Linked DNA regions of Mus musculus: regions 1, 2 and 3 are each linked to region 4. A link is a loop called in an ENCODE intact Hi-C map of the cell type or tissue named here. Cell type or tissue: left cerebral cortex. All regions are shown on one strand. Each heading gives the region's core, and the rest is flanking DNA. Links, peaks and the distances in the headings are about the cores only. Region 1 has its middle 12 kb from the start of Gm34501. Region 2 overlaps 1700047G03Rik (RIKEN cDNA 1700047G03 gene). Region 3 overlaps Sub1 (SUB1 homolog, transcriptional regulator). Region 4 has its middle 4.3 kb from the start of Gm34759.

Evidence for each region. A loop is a pair of places that touch in the nucleus more often than their neighbours do. Peaks named below come from ENCODE experiments on the same cell type or tissue, not always from the same donor. Only the 100,000 strongest peaks of a DNase experiment are listed, where the experiment ranks them.
Region 1: a loop joins it to region 4, with 2.7 times the contacts of the local background. A loop is called at or near these places in 4 of 42 quality-filtered maps.
Region 2: a loop joins it to region 4, with 7 times the contacts of the local background. A loop is called at or near these places in 35 of 42 quality-filtered maps.
Region 3: a loop joins it to region 4, with 3 times the contacts of the local background. A loop is called at or near these places in 15 of 42 quality-filtered maps.

Annotation. Positions count from the first base shown.
Region 1 is chr15:11,738,193-11,746,037 of GRCm38, forward strand. No RefSeq gene overlaps it. Among named protein-coding and RNA genes, the nearest start is that of Gm34501, 12 kb to the left of the region's middle. In left cerebral cortex, for the core only: no CTCF peak of the experiment used is centred there; a DNase peak (open chromatin) is centred at 3,908.
Region 2 is chr15:11,967,823-11,975,667 of GRCm38, forward strand. 1700047G03Rik (RIKEN cDNA 1700047G03 gene) reads left to right here. Exons shown (of 3, transcript NR_040447.1): 2 at 1-82; 3 at 1,648-2,261. Among named protein-coding and RNA genes, the nearest start is that of 1700047G03Rik, 4.7 kb to the left of the region's middle. In left cerebral cortex, for the core only: a CTCF peak has its summit at 4,208 (motif pointing right); DNase peaks (open chromatin) are centred at 3,151 and 4,237.
Region 3 is chr15:11,987,889-11,995,733 of GRCm38, forward strand. It overlaps Sub1 (SUB1 homolog, transcriptional regulator), which reads right to left. Exons shown (of 5, transcript NM_011294.3): 2 at 5,901-5,973; 3 at 3,071-3,193. The coding sequence starts at 5,972. Among named protein-coding and RNA genes, the nearest start is that of Sub1, 4.2 kb to the right of the region's middle. In left cerebral cortex, for the core only: a CTCF peak has its summit at 3,990 (motif pointing right); no DNase peak of the experiment used is centred there; H3K4me3 peaks cover 645 bases.
Region 4 is chr15:12,080,830-12,088,674 of GRCm38, forward strand. No RefSeq gene overlaps it. Among named protein-coding and RNA genes, the nearest start is that of Gm34759, 4.3 kb to the left of the region's middle. In left cerebral cortex, for the core only: a CTCF peak has its summit at 4,270 (motif pointing left); DNase peaks (open chromatin) are centred at 3,548 and 4,254; H3K27ac peaks cover 1,466 bases.

The DNA of each region.
Region 1 (7,845 bases), core at 1,323-6,322, 340 kb before region 4:
ATAGTTTCAGAGGCTGTGGGTATAGCTCAGTGGTGGGGAACTTGTCTAGCAAGAGCTGAACCCTAGGTACTGCCCAGGTCAATCATACTTTTACACAAAGGCCCATTGGGCTGTGTTTCTACTTTATTAATGAACCAGGAAACTTAGGGGATCAGACAAATAAGCGCCCTTGTATCAGGAGCTCACCTCCTGCTCTGTCCTGCACTCTATATCATCTCCACGGGGGACTTGACTATAGATCTATGGGAGCACTGTCTTAAGAGTGATCACACCAATCTGACCTTGTTTGGCAAAACTAGATACTAAAGCATAGAGGCTGTTTGACTTTATTTTAATCCACCTGGGTTTTCTCTACACCTTTCTAGCCAAGACCCGTGTGGCACTTGAACAGGGGTTTTCCTGATCCTCTATACCAGTGATTCTCAACCTTCCTAATGCTGTGACCTTCTAATACAGTTCTTCCTGTTATGGGGACCTCCAACCATAAAATTATTTTTGTTGCTATTTCATAACTGTAAGGTTACTAGTTGTGAATCATAAAGTGAATATGTGTTTCCCAATGGTCTTAGGCTACCCTTGTGAAAGAGTCCTTGAACACCCAAATGGGTAGTAGCCCACAGGCTGAGAACCTCTGCTCTAAATTCAGAAAGCCTCTTTAGTGTGGGTCCCCTAGTTCAATATTTAGTGTCCTTTAATTGTAACTAGGTGGTTAATATTTCTTTTCTTCCCTCCAGATGAAAGTGCAAGAATTTTTTTTCATTCCTGCTGTCTAGAATAGCACCTGATTTATAAATCAATTCCCAAGCCTACTCAATAATTACTAGATATGTATGTAATATTATTTACCAATGTTTCTTTGTGACTATTTCATAAATGACCATCTTATTGATCAGGAGTAACCTCATTCAGTATGTGTGCTAGACGTAGTAAATATGACATCACTTAATTTTTAAAACCATCCTGAGACAAGTAAGAGCAAAGTACAAATATACACATATATGAAAACATCATAGAGAAGCTCGTTACTTTTTATGCTTACCAAACCTTTAAAAAAAAAGCCTATGACAATATGGTTATTAACTCCATGTGGCTCATGGAAAGACAGGCATTGTGATGATAGATAAATCCCCAGGGTCTACTGTTGATATATATATAGTAAGGCCACAGTTAACTCTCAGGCATCCTGGTTATTCTAAATGATCTAGGTCTTAAAATCAAATTTCCACCAGGCCATGGTGGTGCACACCTTTAATCCCAGCACTTGGGAGGCAGAGGCAGGCAGATTTCTGAGTTCGAGGCCAGTCTGGTTTACAGAGTGAGTTCCAGGCCAGCCAGGGCTACATAGAGAAACCATGTCTCGGAAAAAAAAAATCAAATTTCCTTAGGGGGGGTCTTAGGTATTTCACCCTTCACAGAATACCCATCTCAGTACATACTTTACTTTTGGTTCTTATGTTAATCTTCTCCTTCTCCTTCTCCTTCTCCTTCTCCTTCTCCTTCTCCTTCTCCTTCTCCTTCTCCTTCTCCTTCTCCTTCTCCTTCTTCTTCCTCTCTCTCTCTCTCTCTCTCCCTCTCTCTGTCTCTCTGTATGTGTGTGTGTCCATGCACATGCAGAGATCAGAAGTCAATACCAGGTTTCTTCCTCCACCACTCTCCACCGCTTATGTTTTGGGGCAGCAGATCTCGCTAACCCTGAAGCTGGGGAGCAGGCTGGTCAGTGATCTCCAGCGATCCGCCTGGCTCTGCCCCCACCCTCATTCCCAGCACTAGAGTATAGACATGGACAACTGGGATCCAAATGCATGTACTCATGCCCACACCTCAAGCTCACCCTCTGAGCCGTCTCCCTAGGACCTAGTCTGCCTTTCTTTCATAAGAAACTGTGGTTGAATATTGCTTCTTTGATTTTTTTTTCCCCCTTGGGGAAATTGAAATGTGTTTCTTTACCAGTGGAGGAAAGGTGGAGAGAAGACTAAGAAAGAGACCAAGAGTCCATTGCATACCAACAGGCCTAGCTATCTATACTAACCAAAAATGTTCCCTGTAGAGAGTCAGAGGCAACACCACTGTCCTTGTCAGTATCACAGAATTAGCTGATCCTCCAGGCCACTTATCTTTGGGGGGAAAAGTAGGTCCTGGTTGGGACTTCCAGCAAGACAACAGAAATAAACCAAGACTATCAAAGAAAACCTGAGACGTGAAACCAGTTTCTTGTTTTAATATCAGCCTAGTTTTTGTTTCGGAGCAATGAAAACTGCTACAGTTTGCCACAAAATACTCTTACCCAGCAAATTGTGTGCATTGCATTCATTTTCTTATTACTCCAAGAGTTTACACAGCTGTCTCTTCTGTGCCCTTCATGCACACACACACACACACACACACACACACACACACACACACACACACACACATACACTCACACACCGTGGAGAGGACACCTACCCCAACGATCTTGCAATTGTTCAAATACTTTGTAAGTCTTTTCTGTATCGTCTTTGGAATCAGCTAATTGCTTTTTAAAAAAAAAATCAATCTGAACGTATCTTGTTAATCTTTATTCTATTTAATTGGTCCTTTGCATGCAAACACACTCGATAAATACTTTCTGAATTCAGTATAATGGAATTAAATTCCAAAGTTCTAAATTATACTCAGGCTGAAGATTCATCACCACTGAGTAAGGATTCATCCGGGCAAAACTCGAGCGGCAAAAAATATGATTAGGAAGAGAAACCTTTTACATGAATTCTGTATTGTGTGTGTGTGTGTGAGAGAGAGAGAGAGAGAGAGAGAGAGAGAGAGAGAGAGAGAGATTAGCCATGCTTATTCTAAGTTTAACTATAAGTTTAAATTAGAAGAACAAGAAAATCAAGGCTTTCAATATGGATATGTGTTAATTTTAAATGAAGAAAATTACCATTTTCTTTTAGTTGCACATATCACGCCTCAAGTAAGAATTCCTTAAAGGTCTTACTAAACACTGCCACTTTGGGATTGTGTGTACTAACTTTCAAAAGGGATGCTTTCGAAAGGGATGACAGATTTAGATGAGCGTCCATTCTGTAATGTTTGCCTTCAGGGATCCACTACTTTATAATCATGCTTCTATTTTAGTTATTTTTTTTTTACGAATATAAGCCATGACATGCATCCTATGAGAGACATGATTTTAAAAATAAGGGAAATAAACAGATGACACTCGGGTCAGGGCATGGAGCCAGCTGCCCAGGCAGTCGTCTCCAAAGCTGGTCTCTGATTAGTTCTGGGAAGCAGAGCAGCAACGGGGTGACAAACACTGTCGACCCTTGCCCTGGTGGGTACTTAGAGCCTAAGAAGTCGCATTATCACTCCGGTCTTAAGGAGCAGAATCAGTTCCTGGAGGTATCAATAATTTGCCTCCACAGGCAGTAGAACGAGGGCCTGTTGAGTTTTCAGACCAGCGCGCTGAGAGGGCACACACAGGGGACCCACATCAATACACATATATTTCTGTCAACTCCATAACCAACTAAAACAGCCACACCCTCAACACAAACTGCCCGTAACCCAAGGGCTAATTAAACACAAACAGCGCTGTTATCACTCACCACTGGATGGAGTGGTGTATGGGAAGGGTGTTCTGAGGGAGAGTGCCCTGTCACTACTGAGGCTTTCTATGAAAGGAACCTTCTGAACCTTACTGATGGAGGAACAGGAGGGAGAAGGGAGAAAGAAGACTGTGGTAGTGGCTGAGAGCTCTAGGCCATTTGGAGATTCGTGTTGAAGAAGGCCGATTACCGACTTCTTCCCAGCCTGGGCCTGGGTGGCTGCAGCTCTCTCTGTGGCTGAGTAGGCGTGGAACGGCAAAGGAGCTGGGGACAGTGGGAAGCCAGCGCTGGTTCCTTCTGCCACTGGAGAGGAGAAGCAAGCATGGGGCCCGTCGTAAAAAGAAAACATTGTAAAGTGCCTGTTTATGTGCTGAAGTAATTTCTAATTAGTGGAGGCAGGGACCGTGGTCCGCTGTGGTTAAAGGAGGGGGCGTGACACCAGGACAGTGGCCACGCTGTTCCTTCTGCTTTGCCTTCTCCTGTGGCGGCTGCAAGTCACCTCACTCTTCTCCCAGAGAGCTGCCAGCTATAGGATTTGGGTAAAATCCCCCATCCATTCATCCTGAACAACTGGCATTCATTGTCCTGCCCTTTAGTATTTAGGCTAATTAATAGCATCCCTTTGAGGCCAAGAATTATTCCGAGACGATGATGCTTTTAGCTGAGGGTGATGGGAGGAGGCACACAGAGCTGAAGTGATTTCCCTCCAGGGGCTGGAATCCCTAAGTGTGGGCAGAAAGCTAACTAATCGTGGGCTATCATCACTCAGCCCTACACCCTCCCAGACCACACCAGGGAGCTCGCAGGGTGCCCTGAGGATAAATGACTGTTTATTCAGCTTTAGGGACAACTTCAGATTAGGTGCTAAAGAAATACAAAGCATTACTGATACAGATGGGGCCTTTATTTTCTCATAACAGCGCTAAGCTCACCGGGTACTGCTAGTTCCTGGCCATAGCTCCAATGGAGTTTGTCACAAGAATAAGCTTTTGGAGCCAGGACGAATTAACGACTCCTCCTTCATTTTATCCGATAATTTTTTTAAGGGAAAAAAAAACATACAATATGCTCCTTGTAAAACAAAATTTAAATAATCAAGACGTTCACATTAAAAAGTAGGAAAAAAGACTATGTTCCTCCCTCAAATTTTAGTTAATGTCTACCCTAAGTCCCCCGGCCACTCACTGACACTGCCTGGTTTCTTATAAGAAAGCACAAAAGAAAGGACCGGTTTGTGAGAAGACAGAAAGCCAGTGACGGAGTCCTTTAAGGTCCGTATGCTTTTCGTTTCTTTATCAGACCATAATACCTACCTCAGGCAGACAGGATGAAGATTAAATAAGATGTCTGCTTTGTAGTAGCCACTGTTTCTAGGAATATATGTGTATCCCTAAATTTTCCAAAGTCATTACAAGCATGACTTTTACCCAGAGCCGACTTGGTGTGTTTTATAAACGAAGAAGAAGAAGCCAGGGATGTTTGGTAGAGGCTTGTTATGATGGGGGGGGGGGGGGGTGCCTCTGTGGGCCTATGCTGAGGCATCTCTTCCCATGGGGAGGGGAATTGAGGGAGGGAAGGAGGGAGGGAGGAAGGGAGGGAGGGAGGGAGGGAGGGAGGGAGGGAGGGAGGGAGGGAGAGGCCTGAAATGAAAGAGGCTGGGAGGGGAATGAGGAGAGGAGGGACAGAGAGGAAAGAGGGTAAAAGAGAAAGAGCAAGAGAGTAAGAGAGTGAGGAGGGGGCGAGCAGCCTCTTTTATAGTGAGTCAGGCACACCTGGCTGTTGCCAGGTAACTATGGGATGGAGCCTAGATGAAATGCCAATGCTACTTGTACCCAACTTCTGCAATGGCTGAACATCCTTCCGTATTAGTTTGCAAAGATGGGTTGATGATCAGAATATTAACAACCAGCTGGCCTCTTTCCTGAGCAAAAAGAATATGCTGGATAATAAAAGTACATGCCGAGCAAAAGCAGCAGCAGGGAGGGGCTTTGTAGTGATGCGGAAGACATCGGATCATATTGACATCCTTATCCTATCCCTACCTTCAAGCATTTAAATAAAATGGATGGACAAAAATAAAGATATCAGAGGTGGGGGGAGCCAGCTGAATTTCAACGGACTCTTTACTGTCCCTTTAGAATGGGTTATCATTATCAACGCTTTAAGAAGCATGTATGTAGATTTTTCTCATTGATTTCTTGCTTCATTGCTTTGTATCAGGGAGCATGCTGTCTATGTCTTCTCTGCTCTGGAATTAGTTAGTCAAGCATTATTCTGACCCAGCATGTATGTGATTGAACTTTCCCAACACTCCATGTGTGATTTTTGTTGACATCATTGTCACTTGCTTAGATTATTTTTCAGTCTCATAAGATTATTCAACTTTATGCGTATTTAACAGATCTTTTTTAAAAAGCACATGAAGGCCGACACCTTTATAGCTTGAATTGAAACTGAAACTTGCCACTCATTTTCTTTTCTTTTTAAAAAAATCGACAGGAAAAAAAAGTTCTTAGTGGGAAAGGTCATGGATTAAACTGGACTGGTAAATATTTTGACGATGGTCAACAAAAGACTTGGGTTTGAGACCTTAAACTAGGTAACAAACAAAAGGAAAACATATTTCACAAGAAGCATGTCTTTAAATTGCTGGCCACTGCACTACACCCTGTGGGCAGACAGCAAATACAGTCATTCCTCCTTTAATGAGATCACAGGGCCTGGGACTAACGCCAACATTGTAGACTAATGATGATTTTTAAGGTATTGGGTTATATACATGCTATGGTTTCTGCAGAAACCATTTAATATATGTTATCTAGCTTCCTCAATAATTACCTTTATATACTTATAAGCATTTTAAATCTTGCCTTGGGTATTTAATATTGGCTCTGTGAATCTGTTGAGTTTACACTTGTTTATGGCTGAGTCTGTGCCCTTTCCTTCTTCACTAACTCCTAAGTTGTTTTCACTCACTTCAGGTGGATAAAATAGCAGAGGGGATTGGCTGATATTTTGGTTCAGGAACATTTATTTGTGGGTGCTAATTTACCATCCCTAAGGTCACTAATAAAAGAAATAGAGAATTGTCAATAGTTTAATGCTTTTAACTGGAAGGTGTCCTGCTCTGTGTGTCCAACTGTAACATCTGGAGTCCTTCAAGACTGTGAAACACATTTGCTGATGTGGCTTTTCTTTTCAGACTACCCCGTGAATAGATAGTGTTGTTATACAATGTGTAGAGCATCCTGGGAGAATTACAGCTTAGATTTCTGAAGTTACACAATTATCTCTCGGGGCATTTGAAAGCGGCTGTGGTATTTCAGAAGAAAATGTCTTTTATCTCTAGGAAGGGCCTCCTTTAGTACTGGGAGAAATTCCTGTCAAGCAGATGGAAGGCAGAACTGTATAAACAGTTCTTTGGAAAGCCTGTTAGATTGGAAGAGGCCCTGGCACGTAAGGAGAGTCCATTAACAAGACCGTGAGTTTGAAAATGTGAACAGCTTCTTATATGTACATCCCCATGTTGAAAAGCAGTGTTATTCCTGAAACACTCTCTGCACCGTCTCAGAAACACATGGTTAGTGGACAGGAAGAACACAAAACAGGCTGTTTTTCACATTGTCCTAAAGAGACTGGGATGTGAGCTCTCAGGCTATCAAAAAAGGGGCTTCAAAACCCTCGTCAGGCTTCAATAACACGGTTATACCATGTGAGTCATCAGAGTTGGGGAATGAAAACGTCTGGAAGCAGTTGTGACTAAACCGTGAGGCTGATGCAGATGGATGTCTAGGTGTATTGCTCTATACAGGTCCTACAGGAGGCTTAGACTGTGCATACACAGTCATAAGATATTTCATTTGCAAAAGTACGATGCTTCCATATTCTCGTCCCTGTAGATGGCCTTCAAATTATATAAACTTCCTTCTCTGCAGAAACCAAATCTGTCCTGGTTCCAAGAACAATCACGTTGTGCTTTTGTTCCCTCCAAGCCTTTGCTACAGCTCTGCTCCACGTTGCAGCCGAGTCTTTGCTGCTCCCTTACAGATGGAAAGGGACCAAGTCCACACTTGAAATGGCAAGTGTGCAATGCCCTGATAACTACTTGGAGTAGCTGGTGTGGGGATGCAATAGCTGACCAGTGTAACAGTGCAAACAGTGGAACAGAAAGCTTGGGTGGCCACACGTATAGAAAGGGAGATGTGGATCAATGTGGAAGGATATGCCCACCTTGGAAGAAGAGTTTTATCAAAGC
Region 2 (7,845 bases), core at 1,873-6,872, 110 kb before region 4:
GCTTTCTGTCCATTCCTAATTGTGACTGTTGCTTGCCGTCATGCCTCTCTCCTCCAGCATGGACTCTAACCCTCTAGAAACTGTAAGTCCAAATAAACTTCCTTCTACACATTGCCTCGGCCATGGTATTTCATCACAGCAGCAGGAAAGCCACAGATAGAATAGGGACACGGTATGAGATCATCTTATTCGCAATTCTCTATATCACAGGGTGACTAGTACTGTAATGAAATACCATGACCAAAGCAACTTGGGGAGGAAAGGGTTTATTCCACTTACACAGCACCGTTCATCACTAAAGGCATGCAAGACAGGAACACAACCAGAGCAGGATCCTGGAGGCAGGAGCTGATGCAGACGCCATGGAGGGAGGCTGCTTACTGGTTTGCTTCCCATGGCTTGCTCAGCCAGCTTTCTTATAGAACCCAGAACACCAGCCCAGGGATGGCACCACCCACAACGGTCTAGGCCCTCCCCAAGAAACCACTAAGAAAATGCCATACAGCTGGGTGTTACAGAAGCATTTTCTCAATTGAGTTCCCTCCTTTCAGATGACTCTATCTTGTGTCAAGTTGACATGAAACTAACCAAGACACACTATAAAAATGATATTGTGTGGGACAGGCATGGTGACACCTTTAATCCTAGCACTCAGGAGTCAGAGGCAGGTGGATCTCTGTAATTCCAAGGCTAGACAAGGAAACATATCTCGTATACACACACACACACACACACACACACACACACACACACACTGACATCTTGCAGAATAAATGGCCAGTTCTTTATAAAGGTCACATGAAGGGGGCTAGAGAAACTACTCAGTGATTTAGAGCACAGGCTGTCTTGCAGACAACTGGGGTTCAGTCCCCAGCACCCACATGATGGCTCACGACCAACTATAACTCCAGTTCTAAGAGAGTTAATACACTTTCTTGGGGGGGGGGGGCTTCTTGGGCATCAAGAACACACACCAAACAAGCAAACATCCTTTTTTTTTTTTTTTTTTTTTTTTTGATTAAAAAAAGGGTGTGCATGGAGTTAGCCACAACAGTGAAGTAAGGTGAACTATGAGTCCATTCACCTGACCAGGAACTAGATAGATCCCTTGTATAAACCACTCTGTCCATAGTCCCGCTAAGGGGGGATAAGTAAGCCAGGGTATACACCAATTTACTCATCCATCCATCCATCCATCCATCCAACCACGGGGTACCGCTGGGACTTAACGTGCTTTGAAAGAGGAAGCTGCCACCCACGGTACAACAGCAGCTGCATTTTTTTATAAAGATTTTATGTATGTGAGTACGCTGTCTCTCTGTCTTCAGACACACCAGACGAGGTGTGTGTCCCACTACAGATGGTTGTGAGCCACCGTGCGGTTGCTGGAAATTGAACTCAGGAGCTCTGGAAGAGCAGTCAGTGTTCTTAACCTCTGGGCTGTTTCTCCAGGCCCAGCAGCTCTCTCTTAAACCGTCTGCTCAACTTTCTCCAAGACAGCACTGGCAAACCTTAAGGCATTCCCACATCACCTGGTGATCGTGTTGACAGAGGAAGCCTAGGATGAGACCTGAAATCTGTATTTCTAATAAGCTCCCCCACGGAAGGATACTTCCCAGTCTAATCAGCTATTTTTTTTCTTTCCAGTCATATTTCACCTCAGACTATGAGGAGGAAACAACGAAGTCATAGAGTCCGTCTGCCTTTCCTGATTCCCCAGCTATCAGCGGCACAATTTTCACATGAGGCTTTCTGAGCCCCTGAAAACCGCGCTGCTTCACGCCCGTCTCTTTGTGGATTCCATCTGGAGAGCCAACATGATCACTGCCTCTTCGTGGAGTGTCAGCCTCACAGTGTTTTACTGATACAGAGAAACTCCTGTGAATGGAATAAAAGCCTCGAAATCCAGAATACTCACTCCCCATGTGAGGCCACAGCACCAGATCATAGCAGCGACAGTGGTGGGCCGAGAGGGCGTGGTTACCGGGAAGGTCTGTTGAGTGTCTTAAATACTCTTCCCTTAGATGTCTTCATACATTTTAAGGGAGTGAGCTAGCAGCAGTTATATTTTTTATTATTTTTTTTGAGATTATAATCACATCATTTCCCCCTTCCCTTTCCACCCTCTGAGCCTTCCCATATACCCCTCTTTGCTCACTTTCAAGAAAATGGTCCCCCTTCCTCTATTAACTGTCATTTCATGCAAATATGTTTATGCATATATATTACTAAACATACAAATACAACCTGTTCTGTCTGCATAATGTTACATGTATATATGCTTTTCAGGGCTGACCACACGGTATTGGATAGCCAGCAGGCGTGCTCTTCCTTCTCTCGGCAACGTAGAGTAGCCTGTAGTTCTTCATGTAGGGTTGGATCTTCTTGGGCCACCCCACCCGACCACCCCAACCTCACCCAAGTTAGCATGTCTATTTGTGTCTTCTGTAACCAGCCCATGTTTAGTCAGTAGGTTGCTGAGAATTCACAAGTGTAGCCCCTGGTGTCCCTAGCTTCATCTTTTCATCACTTATCTTCCTGTATTTTCAATTATTCAGTATTTTCAATTATTTTAAGAGTTCCACACAACATATTTTTCAGTGGCAAATAATATCTAAGAACCAACACAAGTAACGGTTGGGGGTGGCCTGGTGCTGCTGTGCATTCAAATGCTAAATTCTGTACTCCAAGATCTGGCTGCCCCAAGAATTCCCACATATGCCAGCCTTTGTTGGGTAAACCTTGTTCCCCAATTTAAATCTATAGGTTAAATAAAAGTGGTAAATTCCTGGGGAGAGTAGGAGGCGGCAGGGTTTTAGTTACCAGGCAGGGATCACAGGCAGGGACCAAGAGGAGAAGGAGAAAGGGGGCGAGAGAGAGCACAGAGGAGAAAGAAGAAGGGAGAGGAGGAGAGCTCCATTAGACTCGATGGACCAGGAACACGCGCCAGAGTCAAAGGGTCTGCCAGGACAGACAGCTGGAGCAGAAATAGCCTAGAAAGACTCAAACAGCAAGTATCTGGGGAGCAGAGCTGGGGAAGTAGCCAGCCTCGCTAGAGAAGTGTAGTAGGGTGGTTTACCCCGTGACCGCACTAAAGCTAAATGAACGCCACATAATCTGAGTCTCGCTCACTTGAAAATCTAACAGGGATAGAGGACTCCTGCAAAGTTAGAGCTTGAGGAGAGACAAGTGTATTCTGGATAAAAGTTACTCAAGCTGGCTGATCCAAGATTAGAGATGACTTATGAAAATGCATGTAGCCTGACTTGTTCGTTCTACATAAAATTTTAAAATTAATACTCTGTTTGCTAAGGATGCCCTTAAAGTGTTTTCAGCTTGTGCTAAATCTACCCTGTGAGCCAATTTCTTTGCCATGCTTTTTAAAACATACGTTATCCCCATAGGTGGAAACGTCATCAATTTAATTTATAACGGATCTTTTCCCCAGGTTTGCTTTTTTTTTTTTTTTTTTTTTTTTTTTTTTTTGGACAGTCTTCCTCTTGTAGCTCAGGCTAGCCTGGAATTTACTATGTAACCCAGGCTGACCTCAAACTCAAAGTCCCACTGCCTCAGCTTCCTAAATGTCAGGGACTACAGCCATATGCCACCAAACTCAGCTAACTTAGATACATTTTAAAAAGAAACAAGTTCATTTGTTACTGTAAAGCAATATTTATATTTATGGCATTTGTTCAAAATCACATCAGAGCGTTTATAATGAAGATGTGGCCACTACACTCCAACTTTCCCATCCGTTTTATGAACAAATTGGTCAGCTTTTTCCTTGTCTTTTTTTTTTTTTTAAGATTTATTTATTGGTTATATGTAAGTACACTGTAGCTGTCTTCAGACACTCCAGAAGAGGGCGTCAGATCTCAGATTACGGATGGTCGTGAGCCACCATGTGGTTGCTGGGATTTGAACTCCGGACCTTTGGAAGAGCAGTCAGTCGGGTGCTCTTAACCACTGAGCCATCTCACCAGCCCTCCTTGTCTTTTTTTATTGAAGTTATATTAACTGAAGTGTTAAAGTTTGACAGGTTTAATAATAAAAATTATGTCTTTATTTTTTGTTTGTTTGTTTATTTGTTTTTCATCTAATATTTGTTGTGTTCTGTGCTGTGTTTTGTTCTGGTCCCGAGCTGACTGGAAATCATCTATTTCACCAGTTTGACCAGTGTGGTCACCGTTCTATCCCCTTCCTAGCCACCAGGTGGTGCTGCAGGACCGTCTCCCTGTTGCTTGCGTGCTCCTTGAGCTGCGGTAGAGCTGTCTCAAGTGTGACACAGCACGAACTTTCCAGATTTCCTTGCACGGAGCTCTCTTGAGTGTGTGATCCAAAGCCATCAAGAAACTCCCTGTACACAGTATTAATTCATAGCTCACGATACGTCTGGCTTCCTAGGCAGCCATTCATAGGCCACACCTATGTTTAAACATCTATTGGCGCTACAAAAAAAAAAAAAAAAAAAAAAAAAAAGCAAGAAGAGTCCAAATTTTCCAGTCACAAATAGAGAATCGAGTTCTGAAGAGTCCACCTGACGATCAGCAACAGTAGTTCCTCGGCCTGATGCTTTTATAAATCATCAAGACCTTTTTCAACAGACGCTTCCTCAAAGACGTCTGCACCAGACAGGGAGGAGAATGGAACCTGCCAATAGTCAAGTGTGCCACCACCTCCTGCAATAAGGCTTCCAACTGGCGCTTGGGACCAGGAGTCCCATTTCCTGCCTGTATATCTGCCCTGGCCACATTTCAGACTTCCACATTCACTGACTTCCACCTGGTTTGCTCAGGTAATCTTGCAACCAAGCTTGCGGGTTGAACATGGTAGGAACACACTCTGCCAACTGTAACCTTAAAACAAACCCTTTCTTCCTCAAGTTGCTTTTGCCAGAGTGTCTAATCACCTTAAAGGGGAAAGAACTAAGGCACTCCACAGAAATGTACTACATGGGGGGAACTTCCAGACCTGTGTTGGCGAATACTATGGTGTCAGGAGCGAGAGCCCTCAGGGAAGACAAAGATGCTCCGCCAACCCTTCCATTTGGCTACTCGCAAGCTGTATACCTCATCGTAAAGTAGTCATAAATTGAAGCCAGACATAGCAGGGCAAACCTGAACTCTCAGCACTTGGTTGACTGAGCAGGAGGCTTGTGAATGTGAAGTTACTCCGGGCCGCACAACAAATATGTCTCAAAAGAAGAAAAGGCTAGCCCAGGCAGGCATGCCACTAGAACAATCGCTGAGGGCTTGCATCTGGCAGAGAGATTGAGATCGGCCTGGGCTTTTGAACTCTCAAAGCCTACCTCTAGTAACATTATCTCCAGCAAGGCCATGCCTCCCAATCCTTCCCCAAACGCTTCAGTAACTAGACCAAGCATTCAAACCTAGGAGCCCAAGGGGGGCCATTCTCATTCAAACCACTACAGGCGGTTTTGGAAAAGTACTTTACCTCCAAACTCTTTCAGTGGAAACATGGAAGCATACATGTGTGCGTAGATATATCTACAATTTATTTTCAAACAGCAAGACAAAAAACATTGTGAATTAACGAGTGAAGAATATGTTTCCTATAACCATTTGTTCAAATTTCTCATGTACTACAAATGTACTACATGGGGGGGGTGGGGGGGGGTGGGGACGGACTTCCAGACCTGTGTTGGCGAATACTATGGTGTCAGGAGCGGGAGCCCTCAGGGAAGACAAAGATGCTCCGCCAACCCTTCCATTTGGCTACTCGCAAGCTGTATACCTCATCGTAAAGTAGTCATAAATTGAAGCCAGATTGGTTTCCTATAACCATTTGTTCAAATTTCTCATAGGTTTGGAGTTTATGAATGTAAAACCAAGCCCGAAGTAACTGAGGTGGGAAAAAGAGTCCAAGTGTCTAGTACAGTGAAGCGTAAGGGTCAGGGTTTGCCTGTCTTAACAAAGTGCTTGCCTCGCATGCACAGAGCCCCAAGCCCGAGCGGCACATAAACTACTGTGATGATGCACATCTATAAGCCCAGCACCCTGGAAGTGGAGGTGTAAGTCAGAAGTTTAAAGTCCTCCTCTACTACGTACCAAGTTCAAGACCAGACTGAGCCACATGAGACTCTGTCTCAAAAAGACACACAACACTAGTGTAATGGTCACTTTTATTTCCTCAGGTCAAGGAATGAGATGAGAGCTGTGCCCAAGCTGTGTGAAGGCACGGCTTGGGCTGAGCCCGGAGCATTTCTTTCTCTGTTCTAACTATCCCTAAGTCTCGGCATTGAAGCTTCCGGCCTCTGTACAATCTAATCTTCCAAGCTGAGTGATTCCATCCAGCTTCTCTTGGCTTTTGCCTGAATTGCTCTGCTTGGCCTCAAACCAACTTTGGCAATGTTCTAATCTTCTGGCTCCTTCTGTTTTTCACTTATGTCTACCTTGTTCTCTCTGTAATCTGACTCTAAAACTGTCATACATATTCTCTCTCTCTCTCTCCCCCTCTCTCTCTCTCTCTCTCTGCTCTTAAGTAGCCTCTCCTATGCTGTTCCTGTATGAGCTGGGTATATCCTATCTCTGACGCATTCTGTCAAATCCTTCTATGACCTGTCACTTTGTCTGCCCCTCAATTATACAGCACTTTCAAACATGGCTGTTTTCGTCTACAAACCAACCTTACCTTCATTCTTTGGAATTAAAGGTGTGTACTAAGGGCATGTCTGTAGTCCAGCCAGATCACAGACCTCGAAGGTCTTTCGATGTGATCCCTTGCCAGAGCAGCCATGTTGCTGGACTAAAAGTCAGAGGGGCCATCTGTGGTGTTACTTCCTTAGTAGAGGCATTAGGCTCACAAAACTCCCAAGGTTCTTCAGTACAGAATGGAGAAAGCTTAGCATTCCTTCTTTCGTTATCTACAGTAATACCTTAGGTCCCAGTACTGAAGGGACGGCAGCTGCTGGGATATGTCTTGCTAAGGGGAAAAGGGAGGCGTGACAATTGCTCCTGTGGGAGGTTTGAAGTTCCCAGACCAAAAGCTCCCATCTTCCTTCCAACCACAGTCGTCACTTGAACCAGTGTTTGCCCTGACAGCCAAGCCAACCCTGACCCGGTCCACAGCTGCTCTACAACCACTGGGAGAGTAATTCAAAGATGTCATAAATGTTTCTAACTCTTATTTCTATGTGATTATTTTCTCCTTTCCTTACACACCTTTATTCCAATGAAGTGTCTAAAATTTTAATCCCACTTACTTAACCATAGTTACTAGGTCTACCGAGGTCATGCTATCTGGTTGCAGTGTCTACTGGACTAGAGTAGGAGTAACTAACTCACTTCGCTAGTTAAATACGCTAGTTAAGAGCGAATCTGAAAGGGTTCCAGAAAGCATCCTACGCTCACCCACCGTAAAGATCCTGGTTGGTTGGTTAGTTAAATACGGCAGCATTTCCAGAAGAGAAGGAAGGTTCTCTTTCTGAAAAAGGGTAAGTCAGCTTAACAAAAACATAGGTGGGGGATGAATGCTCTCCTCTGTCGCTCCCCTTTCTCCTCCTGAAGTTGAACACCATCTTCCTTTGCCCTTGGACATGGCAACTCTAGGTCTTAGCCCTCCAGCCTTGGACCAGAAAGCTTCACCCTTAGCCCTGGTCGTAGGGCCTTCAACCTTGTTAGCCTTGCTTCTCTGCTTCTCCAGTCTGTGGTCCTAAGTAGGATCTTAAAGCTCAATGATCAGGCAGATGCTCATCCCAATACTCTGAAGGCAGAAACAGGCGGATCTCTGTGAGTTCAAGACCAGCCTGATCTATGTAACAAGTTTCAAGGCCAGTTGGGATTACATAGTGAGTTCCTGGTTGGTTGGTTGGTTGGTTGGTTGGTT
Region 3 (7,845 bases), core at 1,568-6,567, 93 kb before region 4:
ACAAATTCCTTCAAACTCAATGTCCCTCCTTCTCCTTCCTGTGCATTTCTGTCCTCCTGACTCCTCTTGTCCTCTACGTTTCTTAATGATCCTATGCTCACTTCCTGTCACTTGCTCTGCCTCTTGACCTATGGTTGACTTTGTTTAATCCTGTTTACAATATTCAAGCAGCAAGTGCTTTGACTAAAGGTATGTGCTAAGGCTGAGCCACACAACTAAAAACAGGTTTTTCCAGTAAATACAATCTCAGGGTTCACAGTGTGATCAAGTATCTTACAACACTGTACACACTTGTAGGGGGTGGGCGTTGAGGTCTCATACTCAAACTATGCCCAGTGTGGCTCACAGTAGCTTTTGCTGCCTTCAGATTAAGATACAGAACTCTCAGCTCTTCCTCTGAAGACTATAAAACCTCTGAAACTATAAAAGCCAGCCCCAATTAAAAGTTTTCCTTTACACATAGAGTTGCCATGATCAGTGTCTTTTACAGCAACAAAAACTGTAGCTAAGAGACAGGCCTACATACCGAGACCCTGTCATTTTTAAAAAATAAATAAAAAACCTTATTTATACTGGTGGCTTAACACAAACTATGTGGTTTTTGAATGTCCCCACTTTCTAGATTCAGTACATGTAAGGAAAGTGTGTACTAAAGCAGACAGACATAGGACAAGAATTAAGAATGCAGCCCAAAAATAGGGCATGCATTTAATAAACTCACCAAGTTATTTAGGAAAGATCCAAAGTATTCAAAGGAAGGGCCGCTGTTGTGATGTGAATGAAAATGGCCTCCTTAGGCTCTTAAGGAGAGGCATTATTTTAAAGGATTAGGACACCTGGCCTTGTCAGAGTAGGTGCAGTCTTTTTGGAGGAAGTGAGAGTGAACTTTGAGGTTTCAGAAGCTCAAGCCACACTCAGTGTCTCTCCATTCCGGCTGCCCGTGGAATTCAGCTACTCTCCAGCAAGTCATTTGCCTACCTGCCACCACGCTTCTTGCCATGGTGACAAGGGACTAAACCACTGAACTGTAAGCCAGCTCCAAGAAAATGTTTTTCTAAGAGTTGTATAGTGCCTCTTCACAGCAACAGAACACTGACTGAGACAAAAGTCTTCATAAAAGGCAAAACTGTAGGTGTACGCTACAGGTGGATCTCTGTGGGTCTAAAACTAGCTCTGTTGTGCAGCCAGAGCCATACAAAAAAACCTTGTCTCAAGAAACCCAACAAAAAATGAACCAAAGCTCTTTTTTTCCTAGTGAGAAAAAAAAAGTCATCCCCTAAAAATAGACCCCATTTCTCAAAAATCTCTACCAAAAAACAACTTTTAAAAGTCATGGTAATACATGTCTACAGCCTCTGCTCTTGAGGAGAGGCAGGAGGATTGCTAAAAACTCAAATTAGCCTATTCTATATAGTGACTTCCAAGTAAGCTAGGGCTATTAAAAACAAAACAAACAAAAAGACCCTCAATTCAGACTCCCCCCACCCCATCAGGCCAGAGGTAGAAAGGAAAGCGCACAGCATGATGGTAAAAGAAAGCCAAGATACAGTTATGAAACTGGATATTCCAAAGCCCTTCTTTACAAACACTACAAAATACTCTAGTCAATTATATATTTATCCTGCCCCAGTTACTCGCTGTACTTAAGTCAAATAGCCCTGGAAGATCTCCACCAGACTTCTGATATCAGCAAGACTTCCCAGGCTTCAACCACACAGGCTCTGTAGTTCATACACAACCCGAGCTCCTTCCCACTTCAAGGTATTAACTCAATTTCCTGCTCTTGAAAATGCTCCCTTTGTCCACACACCGCACCGATCACGTTTTAAGATTTAGGTGCCTTATCTTTTTAATGAGATTCTCATGCCTACTCTCTCAATCTGTTCACTACTTCTCAGGACCCATTGTCATTTTTACTATGCGTATGTAATCATGGTTCCCTTAAATTCCACAAGGTTACAGATCACATTCCACATGGATTACTAGGACCTGGCAAAGCCTGAATGAAATAGAGCACTGTAAGCATCCAACTTAATATCCATTTGAAGCAATAACAGCATTCTTTTACATTCCTCATCACATACCTTCACCTATATTCTCTATCAAACCAACCTTTGCCCCGAAACTATACTGAAGTCGAAGAACTGAAACCTATAACTAAATAATTAATCTACATTTTCTTTTTGTCTATTTCTTTCTTCTACTACTTTTAGTTTTCTTTCACCACTTTATCTACTTACATCCTTTCTCCTCTCATCATTCATTTGCAAATCTCTCATAAGCTGCTATCGCCTCCTCTCTTTGGTTTGTGTTCTTTGGTGGTTGGCTATTTGGTCGAGCACGTGTAAAAGCCAACAAGAATAATTCCCAGCCAAGCCCCCCAGGCGCTACAGGAGATCCTCAGTGGCCACATTTGCTGGCAGGTCTACCTTACAGCTGGTCTTTCTTCATCACCGTCTTTGTAATCATCACTCTCTCCCTTATCAATACAAATGAAAGTCTATATAACTGCCTCCATAATCTCACAGCATTATTTACTTACAATGCCTCATCTCACCGATCAGTGTTTGCAGTGAAGCAAATACTGAATTGCTACAAACACTTTAATAAAGCCAAGACACCCAGCAGCCCTCCCTGGGGTTCCCATCTCACTCCATCTATTCTCTCCGATGCCCCTTTCCTTAAGCTCAGACTCCTGGTCTAAACACGCTATCCCAGCATTGTCTGTACCCATACACTATTGTCCCCAGCCTTCTGTTTCTTATGAAGCCTAAGTTATGCCATTTCTCTCAAATACTATCAAATTTACACTTTCCAGTCAAATACTCATCCTACTTACTCAAATTTGCTTCCCAAATATATAGTTCTAAATCTTTTTTTGGCTTTCTGTGACCTTTGGATTTGTATCATTTAAATATAGTAAAACTAGACTTCTACTGGGCTTTTACCAATAGCCCAGAATTGAACAAATTACCCTCACTTTCTACTCTGGTCAAGAGGACTATACAAGGGAAGACTGGTGTGCTCAGATCAGGATCTGTCCACTGGACTCAGTGCCCTCCGACTCTACCTGGAACATGTTGTCATCTCTGCTGCTGCTGCTCTGCTTGGAGGATGCCAGTGCTCTAGAAGTCTCACCAGGCTTCTGCTTCTTCACGGGCTTCTCTGGAACCGCTTGCTTTTTCCTCTTTAACTTAAAACAGGCAAGAACACACACTTGTGAAGTTCAAAACACTTCATTAAAAAGTTACTCAAATTTTTGACTTATGAAAAATATGTACATTAAAATTTTTTAACTATGAATCTAGTCTTCACATAACTAATGATAGTATTTTTACACTCTACTCTCAAAATCCCCAAAGATTCCTCAGATGTTAAAACAGTGATCTTGTGAACTAGAACCCACACACTACTCTCTGGAAAGAGAAAGACAAGCAGCCTATAACTTCTGTATAAACTTTTGGAAACCACAAATCCACCAGAAGCTTTCCTCTTATTATTTTAAGTTTTTAAAAACAAAGTATACTGGTATATCCTGTAACCCTGACTAAGGTTGAGGCAGGAAAGCTGAAGATCAAACAAAAAAACAAACAAAACCAACATATTTATGACTAAAACTGACTACTTACTAATTCTTTGTCTATTCCAAAAGGTATCTGTACTTTCTCAAGAATGTATGCTTCCAGCCTGGACTACATAGCAAGCTCCAGGCCAGTCAGGGCTACATAATTTAACTCTTAGGAGGAAAAAATAAAAAAGCATGCCTAGGTAAAGGAAGTTACTATCTTATACCAGGCACTGAAAATCAACAACTCAAAAACTTCTTCAGCACTAAGAATTGATGATGGACAGTAGTAAGACTAGTGTACTCAACCCCATATTTTAGAATTAGCACTAGTATAAAAAAATTGCATATGACCTCATTCTCAAAATGAGCGAAAAGTTAAAAAAATAAGAATTTTTAAAAACCCATGTTAAGTTTCCAGCCCAAACAGTAGAGGGCAGGCATGTTCCTTCTTAGTGGAAAGGACAAACTAGTTTAATATTACTAAACGTATATTAAATTTGTTGAGGCTAGGGCAATAATATGCTATGAAATGAAAACTATGGAAGCACCTAATGTAAATGTTTACAGAATTAATAGTACTGTGAGACAAGCTACACAGTCAGCTAAGCAAAACACAATCCTCTGAGTGGTGCACGCAGCAAGTAACCTCAGTGTCAGTGACACTCACTCTTAGAGGCTACACTCTACAAGTTCTGAAAAGACTTCAAGTACAGCTATATATGATGTTTGAAGCCTTATTTCAAAATTATAAATGATACTACAGTCTATCTGTACATTTATAGGCTCCAACTTTCCTAAGTTTTCCTATAGAGCTCCCTTTTCTTAGGGAGTACAGAGGCCAAAAAAACAAACAAAACCTAAACAATAACAAAAATTTTTTTAAAAAAAATTTTAAGAAGAGGGGGGGTTGCTGCTTTAAATAAATAAAACAGGGTCCCCATTATCCCAGGTGACCTTGAACTTCTGACCCTCCTGCTTCCGTTCCCATGGCTAGGGGATCAAACCTGGGACTTCCTGAGTGCTAGACTAGCACTCTACCAAGTGAACTATAAAACTAGCTTTGCCTGCTGCTTTTACACTTTGTAAACCACAGGTGCATTAATTACTTATTTTCAACAAAGCAAGTAAACAAATAAGGGTGAATACAATGTGTTCAATTTCTAGGATATGAATGTCTATTCAGACATAAATTTCTATTAAGACACAGCGGTGTGGAAGGAAGTCTTGACCACAAGGTGAACAGCTCTGTCACACTTCACTGCTGTGATCAATTGAGTGGAATGAAGTTGACAAAACAACGATCACCTAACACAGAAAAAGCTTATTCTGACAAAATGGGTAATTTTGTATTTGCTGTGTTGGATGACTTTATTTACTAAAAGCAAATAACTTTTAAAGTTAAAATGTACCAAAACTAAAATTCAGTAATTTGAAGAGGAGCAATGACTGAGAAACTATCAACATTAATGTTTTCATTCAAAAATCCATGCAGCCCAATAGTGACTTATACCTGTAGGTCAGACAGAGCTTTGGAAATGTTATTACCATCAGTTTGTATTTGTTGCACGTGTGGTGCCTGTATGTGGGTACATGAGGTTACAGGACAAACTTGGTATAATGGGGTCTCTTCTCCTACCATGTGGAAGAACAGAGATCAAACTCACACGAGGCGCCACAGCAGGCTAGATCAACTGGATTTTTGAATGACACGAATTTCTAAATAATGATAAGTAGTGTCTTTGGTCTCATTAGAATTCTAGTGCTCTAGAGTCTAATGAAGCATTTCTGTTGACTCTTGGTTACTAGAGGTGCTCAATGGAGGACTTGCTTAGTCTGAGCTGGGTCCCTAATCCTGAGGGTGAGGCAGAAGGACAAAAGTACAAGGTCAGCCCAACAACTTACTGAGACCCTGTTGCAAATAAAAAGTAAGAAGAAGGCTAAAGATATAGCAAGTACTTGCCTAGGATGCACTGGGCTGCCAGGCTGAACCCCAAGTACAACACAAAGACCTCTTAAATCTGATGTAAGTCCTGCAGATGAGACTAGAATCTAATATTCTACTCAAGGAATCCATCAGTCATTTATCTTTACAAAATTACCCTTGTAGATTCTCTCACATTCTGAGCCCAGCATTGGTAACACCATCCCAGCGTCCCACCCACCCCCACCCCCCAGGGAAATCCCAGGTGTTTGGAGAAGTCTAGGATGCATAGCAAAACCTACTTTAAAAGACTGACAGGCCTTTCCCTTCAAAACTCAATGTCAGCATTATAGAGCAATTAATGCACCATACATTTTGTTCTATAAAAGAACTTGGTAGAGTAAAAGTTACCTTTTTTTCAACTTCGCTGTCCGAATCACTGCCTGAAGAGCTTGAAGAAACAAGTTCCTTTGATTTAGGCATTCTGAAAGAAAAAGACATCACATGAATAATTTACAAGGTGTTTTAGTACCTTCATCTTAGCTCTCCCAGACCAAAAGAAAAAATTAACTTCCACAGCTCATTCTGCCTTTTTGTGGTACTGGAGTCGTTACACAGAACACATGTCTAAATTGCAAACAACAAGCACAGCCAATTATTCTGAACCCAGTCAGAAAAAAGAAATAAAAGCCATGTGCACATTCCTTCACCCTTCTCAAAGTCAATGGGCCTTTTTAACAACTGATTTTTAGACAGGTTATAAAGTTTGTGGGTAGACTACAAGAAAGCAGCTGAGAATAATGACCGTAAAATCAAGAGAAATGTACATAATTCCACTCACATTGAGGGGACCAGCTCCAACATAAACAGCTTGCCCATGTAAGCATAATACCTAATTAATTTTGCCCTTATAAATCATCTTTTACATGTTCTGTATACACTAGTTTTTACTTTGTGGCCACACTATCAAAACAACAGGCAACAATCGGAGTTCACAATGTTATACACAATTCACAATAATTTTGCACTGATTTTCTACTTAGGGAAATATATAAAATGTGAAGGCTTTATGTGCAAGGCAAAACTCACCAGACAGGCACACAGTGCAGAGCCTGCTGTTTATTTACTGCATAAAACAAAGGGCAGACAACTCGTCTAACCCACATTTCAAGAAGTCCTTAGGCAGGTCCTAACTACTTTTCAAGATACTTACACCAAATGGTAAAACCAGGTAGCAAAAGCTATTTACCAAACTATCTTCTGCTCTCTCCATCTAAATAAACTTACTAACTTCTACATGGCTTAAAGGTCCTAAAAAACACAAGATTCTGTAAATGCTCAAGAAAGATACATCAATTCCTACCTCCTACATCAAAAAAATTATAACCCAGCTCTCTAAAGACCAAACTGGCATTCAATGTGCAAAATAGGAGGTCAAGGCAAAAGTGAGCTACCCAAATCCTGCCCACGACTCTACACAACTGGCCAGTCCGTTAGAGGTAATACCTAAACTCAGGAGGGAGAAGGCTCCTAACCAGTCCCTTCGCTTTTCCTCTTACTGCTCCATTTCACAACCCGACCTCCAAAATCAAGTTTCCCAAGCTAGCTCGGTCACACAACTACACAAAGCCTGTTTTTTGAGAGGGAATTGCACATAAACAAATCTTTCGCTTGCAAACAGCCAGCCATATCTATCTCCCATTACGAAAAGCTGTCTGGGGAACTAAAATTACTTCAAAGAACCACGTCATTATCTAACCTAAATCTACCCAATAAGAAAACAATGTTTGTTACTGGGAACTAAAGCCAGCCCCGTTCCCTACACTTGGACTTTTAACTTTAATGAGGCTTTACTGGGGTGGTTTCTTGGAGGCCGGGGGGCGGGGGGCTTCGTAATTCGAGCAAAAGGTAACTAAAAGGGGTGACCGTAGTTTATAGACCGACCAGTCGGTGCCCGGGGCTGGGGAATACTGAAAACATCCCAGAGTGCGAGGCTCTCGAGGGCGAGCCGGCGCGTGGCACCGTGGGGGTCGCGGCCAGGAAGCTCCCGAAAGCCCCGAGGCGAGGGCTGGGGCTACTGCCGGCCTCAGGAAGGGGGCGTGGGGCGTCGAGAGCGTGCACAAGAGGAGGGCCTTGCGCCAGCGCCATTTTCTCCTCGCCCCGGAGCCCAGCCATGTTTGCCGAGCGCGCCCCCCGCCCCTCGACCCCGCGGGGCCAGCGTCCCCCGAGGGTGGGGAAGGGATGGCTTCCCGAGCACGGTGGTCCGGACAGGGGTGGGCGAGCGCAGCCTCAGGGCAGACCGCTAGCGCCTCCGCCCGGAGCCCCATCACCCAGTCCGAGGGGCGCGCGGCCATCA
Region 4 (7,845 bases), core at 1,808-6,807:
TACCCTTCCAAGTCTAGAACTGCTTCTCTTTGTCTTGTCACTTCTCTCAAGATCTCTTTGTTGTTGCTGAAGACGCTAGGCAAGCCAGAGTTTGAAGCTGCTGCCTTTATTCACCTTTCCCGTAGGTTTCTCTCATGTCACAGAGACCTTATGCATAAACGCATTTGTTTGTATTTCTCTGGTTAATCTGTCTTCTGTCACAGGGCTCCAACGATGAACATGTAAGAGTTGAGGCTTTTAAGTCCTCCCCAGAAGCAGATATAGCGCTCCAAACATTGCTCCACTAGGCGTAGCCTCCACTCTTCCAGGTCCCCTCATCCTCCAAAGGGACTGTTCATTCTCCAGTTACCTTGGCCATGTCCAAGGCAGCAGAGAAGAAGCAGAAAGGAAAAAAGACGCCCCTCTACTCATAAGATCCCTTAATGGTTGTTGTATATGTCTGGTGTGAGTCTATAACAATGGCCAGATTCTGCTCATATGGCTCTACCAAAGAGGGAAGAGAAGGAAGATAGCAGAAAGACAGGCTTCTGCAAAAAAAGTCTGAGAAGTGTAATGGTTACTCTGAACATGAATCTAAAATTTAAATGTCCTTCTACCTCTACAGAAGAGAACACATACTGAAGAGCAGCTAACGGCCCTTCCCACCCGAGCCTCCAAGAGTTCCTTGTGCTTTAGTGTAACCCAGGAAAAGCAGAATAATTCATCTTGCCCCAGAAAGGTTCTGATATGACTGTGAGGGTTCCTAGTTCTTGGGGAGCATTGTAAACCCGGATTCAGGAGGCATGGGGAGCACTGTAAACCAGGATGTGGGAGGCATGGGGAGCACTGTAAACCAGGATGCAGGAGGCATGGGGAGCACCGTAAACCAGGATTCAGGAGGCATGGGGAGCACTGTAAACCAGGATTTGGGAGGCATAGGGAGCACCGTAAACCAGGATTCAGGAGGCATGGGGAGCACTGTAAACCAGGATGCGGGAGGCATAGGGAGCACCGTAAACCAGGATGCGGGAGGCATAGGGAGCACCATAAACCAGGATGCGGGAGGCATGGGGAGCACCATAAACCAGGATGTGGGAGGCATGGGGAGCACCGTAAACCAGGATGTGGGAGGCATGGGGAGCACTGTAAACCAGTATTCGGGAGGCAGGTTACAGAGGCTACATGGATGTCTTGTGAGGATACCAACCTGAAGAGATGGCAAATGAGGTCCAGATGCCCTCCCATGATCCTCACAAAGGGAGCCCAGGGGAAAAAAGATCTGAATTAGCTTAGAACACGGTCCCACCACCCCAGTGAGATGAGTGTGACAGCCATTTAGGACTGTCATCAAATATTCTGCTGTCCTGCTTTACGTGTTCGTGTCCTCTGGAAGTGACACGAGTATATGTGATATGGTTTGGCCAGTTGCATTTAAGCAAAACTGAGCTGTATCCTGGGCAGACTGAACGGAAGAGCCTGTGATGGTCGGTTTGTGTCTCATTTGGGCTGAGCTAGAGTATCCCACTTCTGATCAAGAAGCGAACTCGCTTTTGATGTGTTTGATATTTAGATCAGGAGACTCTGAATAAAACATTATCCTCTAAAACGTGAGTAGGCTTCGTCTGATCCACTGAGAATCATACGGGATAAGCACCGTGATCCCCTAAGGAAGAAATTCTTGCTTCGGGACTGCCTTCAAACTCAAGCTGTCATGTTAGTTCTTCTCTGGTCTCCAGCCTCCTGGCCTCGCCTACGCTGTCGATTTCATATCTGTTCAACCCCCACAAATGTGTGGGCCAGAGAAATTTTTGGTTCTGCCTTTCTATCTCTATTTCTCTTTCTTTCCGAACAGTCACAAACACCCCCCACACACACTGCCCATTGGTTCTGTTTCTCTGGAGAACCCGAAAACAGAACCTATAGCCCGTTGTTCACATTGTCTTTTCCTGCCACAAAAATCCTTGGGAACAAGTGTGGAGATTAATCTTCTTCAACCGGGGTCCTTGAGAGACTACGACAAGTAGAGCGCAGGCAAGGGAGACAGGGGAGTGGAGTGGAGGGTGGGGCGCATAGATCGAGCCTGAGCATCTGAGAGAAGCCAGGGGGAAGTGGGGAGGACTGGAACACTGCTACCCTGCCTAGCATCACGCCCATAGGTAACAGCGTGTATGGATGTAACACATGCTCCAGATGTGCAAACAACCTAGAGGTCTCCATCCTTTGTACTCCAGTTGCCTATGCACTGCTAAGTTTTCCTCCAGGTTCTCTCCGCTGCTTCTCTCAATGGCCTGGAACTCGCTGGATAGACCAGGTTAGCCTCAAAGTGAAATGAAAATATTTGTCAGAGTGAGAGAAGTCAAAACGTTGTAAAAAGAATACACAAATCCCTGTAACTCTCGATAGAAGCTTCATCTCTCCCTCCCCCTCCCCACGGGCATTTGAAAAGAATATTAAAAAAACAAAACAAAATCTGACTCAAGTGAAGCTGAAGGTGGGGAAGAGCTAGGAGGGAAAAATTAAGGAAGATGCTTGCCTGCAATATAAAAGACATTCTGGAGCAAGAGGGGGTATTCACAGGCGTTTGCTGATACAACCAGCATCGCTCAACATTGCTTTGGGCTTCTGGGAGTTTCTCTGTGGCACAGAGCAGGGATGGCTCAGCTTCCCTCGCAGAGGCCCCACTTACCCTTCTTTATTATTATTACTATTAGTAGTAGTAGTAGATATTTTCTTTATTTACATTTCAAATGTTATCCCCTTTCCTAGTTTCCCCTCCAGAAACCCCCTATCCCCTCCCCCTGCTCTGCAACCCACCCACTCCCATTCCTGGTCCTGGCATTCCCCTATACTGGGGCATACAGCCTTCACAGGACCGAGGGCCTCTCCTCCCATTGATGACCAACTAGGCCATCCTCTGCTACATATACAGCTAGAGCCACATCCAGAGACTGCCCCACTTGGGGATCCACCCCATAAACAACCACCAAACCTAGTCACTAGGCAGATGCCAACAAGAGCCTGCTGACAGGAGCCTGATATAGCTGTCTCCTGTGAGGCTCTGCCAGTGCCTGACAAATACAGAAGTGGATGCTCACAGTCATCCATTGGACGGAGAACAAGGTCCCCAATGAAGGAGCCAGAGAAATACCCAGGGAGCTGAAGGGGTCTGAAGGCCCATAGGAGGAATAGCAATATGAACTAACCAGTACCCCCAGAGCTCTTGGAACTAAACCACCAATCAAAGAAAACACAAGATGGAACTTGTGGCCCACTTACCCTGCTGATGGCTCCTCATGTTGCTCACACTCTAGCTTTGAACATCTCACACCTCCTCCCTAGCCCCTCAGGTCCGGATTCTGGTCACTTAGCTTTACACAGGGCAGCCTCCCTGGGATGTGTTGCTTGAAGCCTGATGCAACAGTATCACCCTGAGCAGCGGTCTCCCCTCCCACACACCCCAGGAGGCTTACCTCTCCTTCCACAGGCCATGTTTATCCATAAGACATCACGTGGGAACTCCGTTCAAAATGCAAGCGGAGCAAGACTGGAGGTCCAGATGTTCACGCTGGGATGCAGTCCAGAAAGTTCTATTTTTACATGCTCTCCTCCAGGTGGCTCGGTGGGGGCTGGAGGGAGGCTATATTTGCAGTAATAGTGCCCCAGAGAGATGTAGGGTGGGGGATATTAGCTCAGCTTCCCTCCCCTCTTGGCTCTGCAGCTCTTTTCCCTAGTCAGCTCTGACTTCATTTGTTACTGATGCAGCCAGGCCATCTGCTCTCAACCTTAAAACCGAACAGACAAAAGCAACAAATGCAAGATGGAGCCTTGCTTCTAGGAATTTCGGTGCCATTTGTGATTCTTTCTGTACACCAAGGTATCTGGCCTTCTCTGTGAGGTCATCACTGATGGCAAAGTTGAGAATGACTTGTGAATCTTTCTCATACTCCGTTTTTGCAGGCTTTGCCCTGGACCAGGGATGGGGCCTGAAAGGAAACACAGAAGAAAGCATCAGAAACCTGCTCAAACGAAGGCATCAGTAACCAAAAATAAGCACATTTGCTTAATGTTCTATCTTGACGGTGTCTTAATAACAGTGGCCGCCGACAGCATCCAAAATCAGACAAGACATATCCCACTCTGCCAGTCAAAGGGTTAATTCCCATGGCTCATAGAAAGAGGCTGCACAACCACTTCCTCACCTGCCCTACACAGACCTGGAAAAAATTCCCTCAACCTTACTCCAGCACAGCCCAAGTCTTTGACCAAAACCCATGCACCCCCTGGTGGTCTGGAGGTAAACTACAATGTACAATAGGAGACTTTTAGGTTTTTCTGGTTTTGTATTTCATGTCTCTTCTAGTCAACATCCACACAGAACTTTTCTCTGGGATAGCTTTGCAGGAACAGCCTCCTCAGGCTGTATTCAGACGATTTGGGAGGTGAGGTGTCACAGATCTTACAGGAAATGGATGGCCACCTTCTCCAGACACAAGCCTCGTGACAGATTATCCAATTCTAAGTGGTCAACCCTAAATATTCATACATACAGGAAACATTAAACAGATCCAGTAGGATGCATTTGTGTGTGTGTGTGTGTGTGTGTGTGTGTGTGTGTGTGTGCGCGCGCGCGCACCCTACAGCACTTGGGTAGTGGTCAGAGGAAAACCAGACTCTTTCCTTCCAACAAGAGAGTTGTAGGGCCTGGATTCCTGTCACCAGATTTGGTGGCAGGAGCCTCTATCTGCTGAGTACTGTAACTGCCTCTGTATCTGTAACCTTTACTTAGTGTGAGAGCTCTTTTTCTCCTGTCATAGTCCCCTTTCCTCTTTAGTGTATCTTCTTGCTTGCACTCTATTAAACTAGTGGTTCTCAACCTGCGGGTTGCCGCCCCTTTAGGGGGGTCGAATAATTCTTTCACTAGGGTCACTCAAGACCATTGGAAAATGCAGATATTCACACTGTGATTCATAACAGGAGTAAAATTACAGTTATGAAGAAGTAACAAAAATAATTTTACAGTTTGGGGCACCACAACATGAGGAACTGTATTAAAGGGTCACAGCATCAGGAAGGCTGAGAGCCTCTGGTTTAACTAAACACTTAATTTCTTTTTCCCATTTGTCTCCTTCCTTCAGCTACTTAAATCTCTGACTTGTCTGACCTGTCATCTTTTCTAACTCCAGTAAATTGTCATCATGTACCTTTCTGTATCCATTTGTTGAGGGGAGGGGGGTGGGTTTTTTGAGACAAGGTCTTTCTATACTCCTCAGTGTCTTGGAACTCTCTATGTAGTCCAGACTGGTTTCAGACTTAAAGACATCCTCCTGCCTCTGCCGCCTTCTTGTTCTTGTTCTTCTTGTTCTTGTTCTTTTTTGTTTGGTTGGTTTGCTTTGTTTTGTTTTATTTTGTTTTGTTTTGTTTTTCAAGACAGGGTTTCTCTTTCTCTGTGTAGCCCTGGCTGTCCTGGAACTCACTCTGTAGACCAGGCTGGCCTCAAACTCAGAAATCTGCCTGCCTCTGCCTCCCAAGTGCTGGGACTAAAGGCTTGTGCCACCACTGCCTAGCATGCCTCTGCCTTCTGAGTGCTGGGATTAAAGATGCCACACAGGGCTTGTATCCACTTCTAAACTCTTTTATCAACAAGACCAATGACAGAGACCCTGTGCCCCTCAATATAAAGGGGGACCAGGGGGGGAGAAAACAACAAACATAAACCACATGAAAAAGAAAATCACAATACAAGGCCAAGATTTGTCAAGTGTTTTCTTGATACTGTTTTGGAGACGAGTTCGTATAACACATCCTTGCATCAGATATTATGTAGCCAAAGATAACCTTGAACTTCTGGTAGATTCTCTAGACTTTATCTCCTGAATTTTACAATTGTAAGCATGCACCATCATTACAACTTTACTCAGTGCCTGGCCTTGTGCATGTACGCAACCAACTGAGTCATAACCCAGCCTAGGCAAGGATTCTCTTTTCTTTTCTTTTCTTTTCTTTTCTTTTCTTTTCTTTTCTTTTCTTTTCTTTCCTTTCCTTTCCTTTCCTTTCCTTTTCTTTCATTTTCTTTTTTAAATAGTTAATCAATCAGACTTACATATCAATAAATTCTCAATACACAAGATGCCAATACAATAATTTCAGAATCAATTGATAATGTTAAAAGCTGCCCACCTAGATTAGACAAATTAACCCACTAATCTAACACATTATGATATCATAACGACCTGAGGCTGGTCATAGCCAAGCTGATTCATGTCTGCTGCCATCTTCCTTTCCCTCCACTCAGATTTTCTTTTTTTAAATACTCATTCTTTCATCTATTTACACTACATTTATTGATTTGCTTAATGTACACACACACACACACACACACACACACACACACACGCACACTGTGGCTCACACGTGGAATTCAGAGTCAGCTCTCTCCTTCCACCATGTGATCCTGGGGAACTGAACTCGGGTTGTCAGAGGCGGCAGCAGGTACGTGGACCCACTGAGCCATCTTGTTGGCCCCTGTCAAGCATTTTCAATAGGTAACATACGCTCTGGTTTGGCTGTGGTTCAAATGTGCTCCTTCGATGGTTGTTCCCCAGTTTTGTGCAGTGAAGGTGTGATGTCCGTGTGCTGATGCTGAGAGATGATAGAACCTGCAAGGGGCGGAGCCTACTGGGAAGAAACTGAGTTGTTTGGAGCATTAACTTTGGAAAGGATTCATCTGTTCCCTTGGTATCTTGGGTAGCTCTCATCTAAGGAGTCGTTAATTAGCAGAGCAGGACTGGCCCCTGATCCCCACCACTGCTATGCCTCTGGCTCCCTGTGATTTCTTCTCCATACACTAATGCAGCTGTGACATCTACCAGGAGGCCCTCACCAGTACCAAGTCAATGTCAGCAGTACGTGCTTAAAGCTCCGGAACTAGGAGTGATAAAGTACCTAGTTTCTAGTATTGTGATGCAGCAACAAAGAATGCACTAAGGCCACAGCTAGCCACAGAATGCTCACTTACTGCTAGCGCTGTTCATCTGAAAGTACTTTCAGAAAACTTGGAACTCACCCATTTTATGTCTTGATCTCTGGGACGAAATAGAGGATTTTGTTACAAAAGCAAATGTTAGCTGGAATGTGGCTTGGTGGTCAAATGCTTGAGTATCGTGTTAAAGTCCTGGATTTTTTTTCTCCAGTGATGGAAAAACCAACCTGGTTCTGAAGAGGAAAAGTGTGTGGTGCACGGTGCAGATAAGACAAGAAGGACCTCTGCCTAAACTCAAAGCTTCCTGAAGGAGATGGAAAAGACAGAAAAGACGGAAGTCCAGGGAAACCCAACTGTTCCAGGAAAAGACAGAAGAAAGTCATTCAAGACCTGAAAGTCAAATGCAGGTTGCAGAAAATGTGAGCCACCAAAGCAAGCCCAGAACCGGAGGGTGAGCAGATGGTGCAGGCCCAGCGTTAGCTCGGTGGACTGAGTGTCGCCCCAGCTGGAATAAAGTGAGGACTGAGCGAAGAAGGCAGGTTTCCAGGAGACGCAGGAGCAATGTCTAATGAATGCTGGTAGTGAACAGGCTAGATGCGTTTCCTGGGTGTCTCCGATGCAGCTCAGCCCTGCAAAGGCCTGAGTACGGATGGAGGACATCCTTGAAGCAGGCATGGTGGGCACAATTGTAATCCCAGGACTGTCGAGCAAGAGGCAAGATCAAGGACTTTCTCTGCTGTATAGCAAGTTTGAGGCTTGCTTGGGCTATGTAAAAGAGCATCTTGAGAGAAAGAAAGAAGGAAGAAAAGGAAGGAAGGAAAAAAGGAAGGAAGGAAGGAAGGGAGGAAGGGAGGAAGGAAGGAAGGAAGGAAGGAAGGAAGGAAGGA